Linked DNA regions of Homo sapiens: region 2 is linked to region 1. Evidence: chromatin contacts called from ENCODE Hi-C or POLR2A ChIA-PET data. All regions are on one chromosome and are shown on one strand. The core of a region is the stretch at or near the end of the contact, and the rest is flanking DNA. Distances in the headings are between cores, read along the strand shown. Region 1 overlaps ANTXR1 (ANTXR cell adhesion molecule 1). Region 2 holds the start of GKN1 (gastrokine 1).

Evidence for each region. Hi-C counts contacts between places; a loop is a spot of excess contacts on that map. ChIA-PET counts read pairs that join two places held with the same protein, here RNA polymerase II (POLR2A).
Region 2: a loop to region 1 is called in a map of PC-9, with 5 times the contacts of the local background. The contact joins the promoter of GKN1 here to the enhancer-like site in region 1. A Hi-C loop is called at or near these places in 1 of 168 maps with a recorded cell type or tissue (PC-9). POLR2A ChIA-PET finds 5 or more read pairs at or near these places in 1 of 52 experiments (BJ).

Annotation. Positions count from the first base shown.
Region 1 is chr2:69,160,570-69,165,918 of GRCh38, forward strand. All of the region lies in intron 13 of ANTXR1 (ANTXR cell adhesion molecule 1), which reads left to right. Among named protein-coding and RNA genes, the nearest start is that of MIR3126, 60 kb to the left of the region's middle. Within about 2 kb of position 2,607, at least 6 of the 41 ENCODE cell types and tissues checked have a DNase peak (open chromatin) inside an H3K27ac peak, as active enhancers do; they include PC-9, where a contact is called at or near this core.
Region 2 is chr2:68,973,113-68,978,324 of GRCh38, forward strand. GKN1 (gastrokine 1) reads left to right here and starts at 1,524. Exons shown (of 6, transcript NM_019617.4): 1 at 1,524-1,577; 2 at 4,383-4,436; 3 at 4,525-4,662. The coding sequence starts at 1,566.

The DNA.
Region 1 (5,349 bases), core at 1,357-3,856:
TTTTTATATGATACAAGTACTCAGGGGCAGCATTTCCAAACTATGTCAGGGCAATCATACCCTGCAAGTATGAATAGGGGCACTTCAGAACAAGAGGTATTTAGACAGTGAGTTTTAAAGACATCCTTAAACTAAGTTGAATCACTGCCTTTACTGCAGGACTTCTCAGAGTCATTAATAGGATAATTTGCATGTGACTCTTCAAATTTATTTTGACCCTAGAACTCTTCCTTGGCCTGTCACTACCTGTACTCTCCCAAACACTTATTAACATACTGACATCTGGAAGGACACCAGTATTCTGCCAAATACTATTTGGGAAACACAGTCCTAGAGAACGCTGAAGCAGCTAAAAGAGCAGGTTCCTGGATCCTAAGATGCAGCCTCTTTTGTGCCCTCCCTGGAGGCTGTATCAATATCAACAAGCTTGAACATCTTGTGAACATCATCAACTCACCCTTGTTCCTTCTGTGCCCTGCTCAGATCCCACTGACACTACTAGTGTCTAAAAATCGGCTTTCCCGTAACCCAGGCAGAGGCCAGAGGCTGCTCCTTCAAGCCTCAGGGAATCTGAAATCATGGATTTATTTTGCTGTTTCACTTCACAGACTTTTGCAGTGACACTGGCATACCATCTGATGGAGACCATGCACAGCCATTCTCTCACATTACCATGTGAGTCCCTTAGGCCCTGTGGACTAATGGTAAAGCTCCTGCTGCAACTCTCACTTTAGACAGTGATGAATTGGGCCTTTTAAATAGTCTCAGTCTTAAGGGAGATGAGATGAGAGACCAAAAATCATTTGAAATCTGAGTTCCAAATTGGAGGGAAAAAAAGTTGACCTCATTTCTTTGAAAATTTCTGGTACCACATTCCAAATTAACACCCTTGGTACCATCCTTTGCTAAACTTTTACAGTGTAAAATTACTGGATTCAGGCAGTCCTTGGCCAGCATTAACCCACCCCAATCAGTCATGAGGTCTCTATTCAATTGATGCTGTCTATACAGTGGAAAGATTCCTTTATCCTCCATCAACTAGCATCTCATCTCTCCTGGATGTTTTCCATATCAAGTTGCCTACTTTCCCTTGATTTCTTGACTTCAATTAAAAGAATACTTACAAGGTTTGGGAGCCAGAATGGAAGGCTAGAATGTAAAAAGGGTCAGAGCAAGCATCTCCTTCTAGCTGTGACATTAAAGCCCTTATTAGATGGCTTTTCAGATCTGGATTGGCATTTCTTCTATACATAACTCTGTTCTGGTGGCTTCTCATGCAGAATTTAAAAGGCCAGGGGGGCAGCAGTTGAGCCGGCTTTAAGAGATCAACCCAGAAGTCCCCCAGGACATACAGTGCTTTAAATCAAAGGCTTCAAAAAAGACCTTTGTCATCTAAATACAGGCACATTTATTTGAGCTAACCTCTGAGCGTGCAGGAAGTCATCATTTGTGGAAAAAAAAAAATCCATTACTATTGACTGACAATGCAGCAGACTCCACAGCAAAAGAAAAACAAAAATTCCTGGAAAAAATAGAATAGAAGTTGCCTTAAATGCATAGCCAGGCTCATGAGAAAATAGGAGATGTTTCCAGGGCCCAAATAAAGCAGGATCTGGAAATCAGATGGTCATCTGACCCTAAAGCAGTGGCTTCCTGCCTGAGATTTTCTTATCTCAGTAACCTAGATGTTTGGCTTAATAGCCTTTCATGGGCCCATAAAAGTTTGGGAGTTGAAATTGAGTCTTCTGCCTAAAGCTGCCTAAAGCCTTGAGTGAAAGATGGGCTATGGGTTTGATGTGGGTGTGTATGTTTGTGTCCCTAAGAATTCATAACCTCTGAGAGGTCTAGAGTTCAAACTTACACTACTTGAGGTTTTGTAAATTGGAAGCTGAGAAAAAGTTTGGAAATGCTTAGGGATCTGCAAGAGGAAACCTGAAACCTCTGGCAGGTTCGTCCCTCAACCCAGGCCTCATAGAATTTCCATAGGTAAATGCCTACTACACATGAGCTCACAATCCCAAATTACCAAAAACCCAAGGAATATTATTTATTACTTGGGCCCTTGGGATTTTATGATACACATGGAAAGCACAAAAGACCAGAGAAAGGATGAGGAAGTCAGTCCCTGTCAGCACTATTCCCTTTGCTCTGTCCAAAGTTAACAATAATTGTTAAATAGCAGATACACTGAAAATTCTCTGTGTATCACCATTTCTCCTGTAACATGAAATGTGTTCCTGAAGATATGACTGCATTATGGAATTTTGGCCCATGAAAATAATAGGACTAATGGGGGAAATGGGTTCAGAGCAGAACATTCAAAACTGTGCGATCTTACAAAATAATATATTAGGTTGGCGCAAAAGTAATTGCGGTTTTTGCCATTGAAAGGAATGACAAAACTGCAATTACTTTTGTGCCAACCTAACGCTAAAAAATAATAAACTCAATAAAAATGCCACCGTTTTAAACACCTTAAATTCTTAATAAAACATACTTCAGTAAATATGGCTCTTTACCTTGATTTTTTTTAAATAAACAGGTGAAGTTTCTTAGTTGACGTGAGTCTGATGCAGCACCGTGGCTTTGAGCTACAGAAACAAGACGGAAGGAAGGACATTCTTAGGGCAAAGTGTCACAACACAAGGGGAGATGGCTATGACTCAGCGTCTTGTTATTCCTTCTGCACTGGCTTAAAATAGAATTTCAGCTTTTGTTGTGTTGCCAGGTTCCTCTTTTCATGTAAAAAAAAAAGCAATTTGCGTGGTTCCAAATAAGACTGAAAACCATGAAAGTACTATTCTGCTGCTCTCGGCATTACCTCCTTTTCTTCACTCCATCACACATGCCTCTAATCCCCTCTAAGGCAACTGGTGGCTCCTGTGAGTTCCATTCTCCTTTCTTTGGTTTTTCAGCATGGTCTCTGAGGAAGCTCATTTGGGTTTCTTTATGCCCATTGCTCTCACAGTATCTCATCTTCTCTTATATCTTTACAAACATCTCCTGCACAGGCTGAAGGCTTTCCTCCCTCATTCAACCCCTGCATTTTTCGAACCAGGACACACGCTCCTATTGACAGTGCTATGTAAAAGGTTTTTAATGAGGAAAAGAACACGCATTCAGGAGCGCCATACATGCTGGACTTGCACAAGGACACACCTAAGTGAGAAAGCAAATGAGGTATGCCTGGTTTCTGCATATTCCTCCCCAGGTCACTACTGGTGGCTGGGCAGCATTTTCACATTCACCTGATGTTACTCAGTGGCGCCGAATACTGTCACCTCACACTTTTAAATGTGTAATGGTTAATGTTATATGAAGTTGACTATGAAGAACAAAAGACGAAAAATGTACATTACCTTCTCCTTTACCTTGCAAAAATCATATTTTGAGCTGGCACAGTTTTGCAGTTTAGTGATTTTAATGCCCTGTTTAACTACCACATATGAACAGTCACAAGTTACATATCTGTGTTGGAACAAAACAGACTGTGCGTGTAGTTTTCAAATTTTCAGAAAGTCTTCTTAGAAATGAATTTCGGATACAAAACTGGAAAATGGAGTCTATAATCACAGGGCAAGTGAATTTACATGGAAGCCTGGGTTAGGGGATGAAAGGGGGTATAGGTGGTATCTAATAAGATGGCACAATTAACCGTAAGGCCAACCCGTGACTCTGATTAGATTCCCATGACGCAATGCATCCAAGCATCACAGCCCACTCTTGGCAGTTGGGACTTTCAGCATCTTAACTACTGAAGAAACATTTATATGGAGGGTTAAGAGACCAGAATTGAATCTTGTAACATGTATTAAGTGCTTATTTGAGAGGCAAGGAAGTTTATTATAATCAGAAATGCTTCCTTTATCCCTCCCTTTTCAGGAACACACACTCATTTATTCCAGAAATAGTGGCCGAGTAACAAACACTAAGCTGTGTGTCAGGAGATAAGTATGCCCATGTCTTCAAGAGCTTACAGTCCAGTGCGGAAGACAGAGGAATAAACACAGTTCAGTGAGTTTGTTGCTAACAGTGCAGACAGAGAGAGATAAGATCCATGTCCCTAATTCCCAGGGAGCCATCTGGCTGGGATTGTTTCAGGGCTGGATCTAGAAATCCAGGCCGTGCCAGCCTTGTATGCAGATGACCACAAATTCACATCAGTGGAAGCCAAGGAGTACCTGCATGCAGAGCTGAAAATTTACTCCAGAAATAGTTCTATGTCTTCCCCAACACAGGACGGGAGGCAGTGGAGAGCCCAGAGTTCCTGACAATGGAGCGGGGACACCAAAATTTTTAGAATGAAACAGCTTCAAAGCTGGTCTTTCTAATCAGCTATAAGCAAGTCTCAACAGAACACTCATGGGAATGTCTGACTTGAAGCTAAACATAGCCCCTGCATATCTGACAGAGGTATGGGGCTCCAGGAAATAAGCTAATTCACAGTTCTCAAAGTGTGGTCCCTAGACCAGCAGGTACTTTGTCAGAAATGCAAGTGCCCCTCCCCAAACCCACTAATGAGGAACTCAGGGGTGTACCCCAGAAAGCTGTGTTTTAAGAAGCCCTCCAGGTGATTCTGATACTCAATAAAGTTTGAAACCACTGAGCTAATTAAAATTAGAGGACAAATGCTTCATTTCGTTAATAAAGGAGTTATCTGAAGCAGCTCTCTTGGACTTTGTCTAAACAGCAGAGATGCCTGTGTGTCAAGGAAGTGTCTCCTTTGCAGCAAGAGACCAGCCCTTCGGCAGAGAGGACTTGCAGGAAGTGCCCTGCATTCAGCTCATGCAAAAAGGACACGGAGACACAAAAATACAACTTAAGAAGAAAGGGGCCAAAAACGAGTCCCCTGTTTTGTTCCATTTCTCATGCCATGAGATGAGCATTTGTCAACAATGAGCCTGTCTATACAGCTTATCCTATTAACCAGTCCCAGTCACAGAGTGAGGAGACAAGAAAGATGAGGAGGGGAGATGTGAAGTTGTGGTGGAGGATTTCTCAACAAGGTGACAGAGGCAAAACAGGGGACCACAAGGAATCACTAGGCCTGGCATTCTTTTGCTGCTAAAGCAGCATGTGGGCCTGACTCGCGGCTTCAAACGGAACGTCTAGTGAGCCTGTGCAGCCGTCATCTGGTAGGTGGGAAAGGTGCCCATGTTGAGAACTAGAATGACAGCATCCTTTCTTCCACTGCACAAGACTGTAACAGTAGAGTTAGCAAGTGACAAACACAACGGCAAGGATCAAAGCCTACACATTAAGAATCAAACTTCAATACTGCTAGAGAAAAAAGAAAAGCAAAATAAACTCATCAGGTGCTTTATCTCACTTTAACAATTTCTAAAATCA
Region 2 (5,212 bases), core at 274-2,773, 190 kb before region 1:
GGACACATTAAAAAATATCCAGTAATACTGCAGCTGTTCTAATCCACTCCTACCAACAGTTTTGAAGAGATGTTGATAGCGAATCAAGCTTTATAACCATGTGATCCCATCTTATGGTTTCAATCCATGCACAGGAGGAAAATTGTGGGCACGAAGTTTCCAAAGGGAAAATTTATAGATTGGTAGTTAATGAAATACAGTTTTCCTCCTTGGCAAATTTAATTTACTAGCTTCACTGTATAGGAAAAAGCAGGAAAAAAATTAAAACCAACTCACCTCCAAACCTGTTTTGAGCTTTTACTTGTCTGCCCAATTGATAGTTTCTACTCTCTGCTTTTGATGAAAATATTTTTTATTATTTTAATGTAACTTCTGAAAACTAAATTATCTAGAAGCAAATAAAAAGATATTGCTTTTATAGTTCCCAGAAGGAAAAAACAAACACTAGGAAAGTTCTATCTATCAGATGGGGGAGATGTGATGGAGGCAGTGATATTTGAGCTGAGCCTTGAACAATGAACAGGAGTCTACCAAGCGAGAGGCTAGCGGGTGGCCCTCCAAGATAAAACAACAGCATGTACAAAGGCATGGAGACATACACATCTTGACTTTTCCAGGAATGGTGGGAACGCTGGTGGAGCTAGAATGTAGGTACATAGCATAAAGTGGCAGACGGGAAGCCTTTGGAAATCTTATTACATAGGACCCTGGATGCCATTCCAATGACTTTGAATTTTCTGTAGGCTGCCAGCGAAATTTCCAAGCGTGATAGAGTCATGTCTATCTATGCACTTCAGAAAGACAACCTCAGGGTTAATGAAGAAAATGCATTGGAATATAAGAAACTGGTGACCAGAGTGATCAATTGCATGACTGTTGTGAAAGTCCAGGTGAGGGGAGCTGTGGGCAAGGTCAGAGTTGAGAGGCATTTCAGAGATAAAATGACAGTAACTAAGTAGATGTCAGACTGAGAAGAAAGGGCTGTACCAGATATATGGTGCTATCATTAAGTGAGCTCAACATTGCAGAAAAGGGGTAGGTTTGGTGGGAGTTGCTCACAAAACATGTTTAGTCTAAGCAAAACCATTGCCATGGGCTCAGATAAAAGTTAAGAAGTGGAAACCATTCCTACATTCCTATAGGAGCTGCTATCTGGAAGGCCTAGTATACACGTGGCTTTTCAGCTGTGATTTTGTTTGATTTTAGGGATTATTCTTTTTCTGAATCTGAGCAATGTTAGCGTGTAAAATACTCACGCCCACAGCTTTGACTGGGTGAGAAGTTATCATAAATCATATTGAGTTTGTTGTGATACCTTCAGCTTCAACAAGTGATGAGTCAGGTCAACTCCATGTGAAAGTTCCTTGCTAAGCATGCAGATATTCTGAAAGGTTTCCTGGTACACTGGCTCATGGCACAGATAGGAGAAATTGAGGAAGGTAAGTCTTTGACCCCACCTGATAACACCTAGTTTGAGTCAACCTGGTTAAGTACAAATATGAGAAGGCTTCTCATTCAGGTCCATGCTTGCCTACTCCTCTGTCCACTGCTTTCGTGAAGACAAGATGAAGTTCACAGTGAGTAGATTTTTCCTTTTGAATTTACCACCAAATGATTGGAGACTGTCAATATTCTGAGATTTAGGAGGTCTGCTTCTTATGGCCCCATCATGGAAAATTTGTTTTAAAAAAATTCTCTCTTCAAACACATGGACACAGAGAGGGGAACAACACACACTAGGTCCTGTTGGGGGGTGGAGAGTGAGGGGAGGGAACTTAGAGGACAGGTCAATAGGGGCAGCAAACCACCATGGCACACATATACCTATGTAACAAACCTGCACGTTCTGCACATGTATCCCTTTTTTTTAGAAGAAGAAATAATGAAAAAAAATCTTTTTTCTATTTATATAATCATGGCATTTATAAGCATCTCTATAGAGAAGGATAATTGTGCTGAGATTAGACAGCTGTCTGAGCACCTCACACTGACCTATTTTTAACAAAATGACTTTCCGCATCACCTGATTCCGGTCTCCATGCAGGGTAAGCAGTTCCTAAGCCCTAGAAAGTGCCGATCATCCCTCATTCTTGAATTCCTCCTTTTATTTACCAAAATTCCTGAGCATGTTCAGGAAAGATGAAAAGCTTATTATCAAAATAAGTGGCTGAGATAGACTTCTTGTCACATTTGTTACAGTAAAATGGGTCTCCAAGAAAGAAAGATTTGCCTTGGGCTCTAGCATGGCCATTTATTTAAGAAAGCATCTGAAACATGAAGCTACCACAGCATCTCTCCTGTGGTTCCAGACAGAAGCCTGAGAGTCTAGGAGGAGGTGGACCGAGAAACCCTGCCAAAGTAACTAGTAGTGCCGGGTTTCTCACAACACGATGCAAAGGGGCTAGAATCAGATGACTATTTTCATGTTTCAACATACTACACACTGGAAAACGTTACGGCAGACTCTACTTTATAATGGGGCTGCAAATGTAAAATGACTACCTAGAACTAGGTCCTCTTAATAGCAGCAAAGTTTAAAAGGGTCAGAGGGAGCTCCAGACACAGGTTAGATTTGATTTCTCTCCTAGTTCTGCTGTGAACAAGAGGTATAAGTTTGGCCAACTCACTTAACCCCTGAAGCTCAGTTACCTTATCTGTAAAATGATTGCATTGTACTAGGTGTTCTCTAAAATTTCTTCTACCTCTGACTTTTTAGGAGACTAATTTTTAACTCCTTTTTAAGCTATTGGGAGAAAAATTTAATTTTTTTTCAAAAGTTACCTTGAATCTCTAGAGCAGTTCTCAAAACTATTTTGTCCCAGGCAAAGGAAATGAGACTAGGTACCCAGAATGAGGCACCCTGCATAAAGCTCTGTGCTCTGAAAACCAATGTCAGGGACCCTGTGATAAATAATTAAACCAAGTATCCTGGGACACTGCTAGTGACATCGCCTCTGCTGATCACTCTTGCCAGCGAGACACTCTATACTTGCTTTCTCATCATTGGCATCCAAACTGCCTACTAATCCATTGCTTTGGAAAGTTTTTTTTAATAAAAAGATTATTTCTATTAGGAAGAAAACATCCCATGTTAAATAGGAAAATTAACTGAAATCATTTTCAGATGTGATTTTTAGCACTTATAGCCATCTCAAACCATAGTATTCATTTATACTATGCTATTTATTGTAAAACTTCTTTTTTTTTCCAAGGAAAATAAGATAGTTTGCTTTATTTTAAAACAGTAACTTTCTTATATTGGGGCACTGACCAAAATTCAATACTGGTACAAATATGTTACCTAGGAGGTCAAAATATGTGCCAGGTGAATTTTCTGAATTTCTCTAAAGAGAGAATTTTAAACCTTATAAAACAATTAGAAACAAGTGAGTGAGAGGTGAGCATCAACAACCTGTGTAACATAAGCCACAGTACAAATTTAAGCTGAATAACCAAGCCATGTCAGTTATCCCAAATCATTTTTGTTAATATTTAGGAGGATACACATATTTTCAATAACTTAAAAGTGAATCTTTACTCCTATCTCTTAATACTCGAAGAAGTATAACTTTCTTCTTTTACTAGATTTAAATAATCCAAATATCTACTCAAGGTAGGATGCTGTCATTAACTATAGCTGAGTTTATCCAAAATAGAAAAATCATGAAGATTTATAAAGCATTTTAAAAATAATCATTTATAGCAAGTCCTTGAAAGCTCTAAATAAGAAAGGCAGTTCTCTACTTTCTAATAACACCTATGGTTTATATTACATAATATAATTCAACAAAACAGCATTCTGACCAATGATAATTTATAGGAAATTCATTTGCCAAGTATATGTTTTATTATAAAGTTAATATTTTGACCAATCTTAAAAATTTTTAAACTCTATTCTGACATTTCCAGAAGTATTATCTTAGCAAAGTCATCTTTATGATACCACTTATTAAACTGAAGAGAAACAAGATGGTACATTCTGGGTTTTACTTTAAAAGGGATTTGATTCAATAATTTGATTTATCACTACTTGAAAATTACATTTTCTTCCTCAGTACTGGATGGCAATGAGATGAAAGCAGCTTTCCTGGCTCTCAACTTCCCTTCTTCATCAATTTTTCCAGCGTTTCATAAGGCCTACACTAAAAATTCTAAAACTATATATCACATTAATATAATTACTTATAATTAATCAGCAATTTCACATTATCGTTAAAACCTTTATGGTTAAAAAATGCAAGGTAAGAGAAGAAAAAAACACATTGAACTAGAACTGAACACATTGGTAAAATTAGTGAATACTTTTCATAAGCTTGGATAGAGGAAGAAAGAAGACATCATTTTGCCATGTAACAGGAGACCAATGTTATTTGTGATTTCAGATTGTCTTTGCTGGACTTCTTGGAGTCTTTCTAGCTCCTGCCCTAGCTAACTATGTAAGTCTCACCTTTTCAAGTTTGCTACCAAAATGCATTTGCAAGGAAATGTGATATTAAATCACTCTCAATCTCTTATAAACTTCAGAATATCAACGTCAATGATGACAACAACAATGCTGGAAGTGGGCAGCAGTCAGTGAGTGTCAACAATGAACACAATGTGGCCAATGTTGACAATAACAACGGATGGGACTCCTGGAATTCCATCTGGGATTATGGAAATGTAGGTAGTCAACGTGCAATTTTCACTTTATTGTTTAAAAATACGATTTCTTTTTAACAAAAAATGTGCATGTTAACCATAAAGAAATTAAAAATAAATTCTAATTACACATAGCATACAGTTATAAGTAAAGGTGACCATTTTGCTCATCCGATTTTGTTCCCTAGAGATAACTACTGTTAATAAGTGTTGCATGATCAGTTAAAATTCAAACCAACAAACACTATGTTCAAGGGATTGTGGGTATATACAACAAATATGAACATCCTTTTGCCTTGCCTGCAGATACCCTCAATAATGCTGAAAGACTTATACAACATTACTGCTTCCAAAGCTTAGACTATCTCACTTTGTTTTCAAAGGAGGTTTTACGACCTTCTAAAGAGATTGAAATTGACATTTCACCTAAAACTCGGGAAATGTAAATGACAATATTAATTGGTAAGAGAGGAAAGAAGAAAGAAAGAAGGAAGGAAAGAAAGAAAGAAGGAAGGAAGGAAAGAAAGAAAGAAAGAAAGAAAGAGAGAGAAAGAAAGAAAAAGAAAAAAGA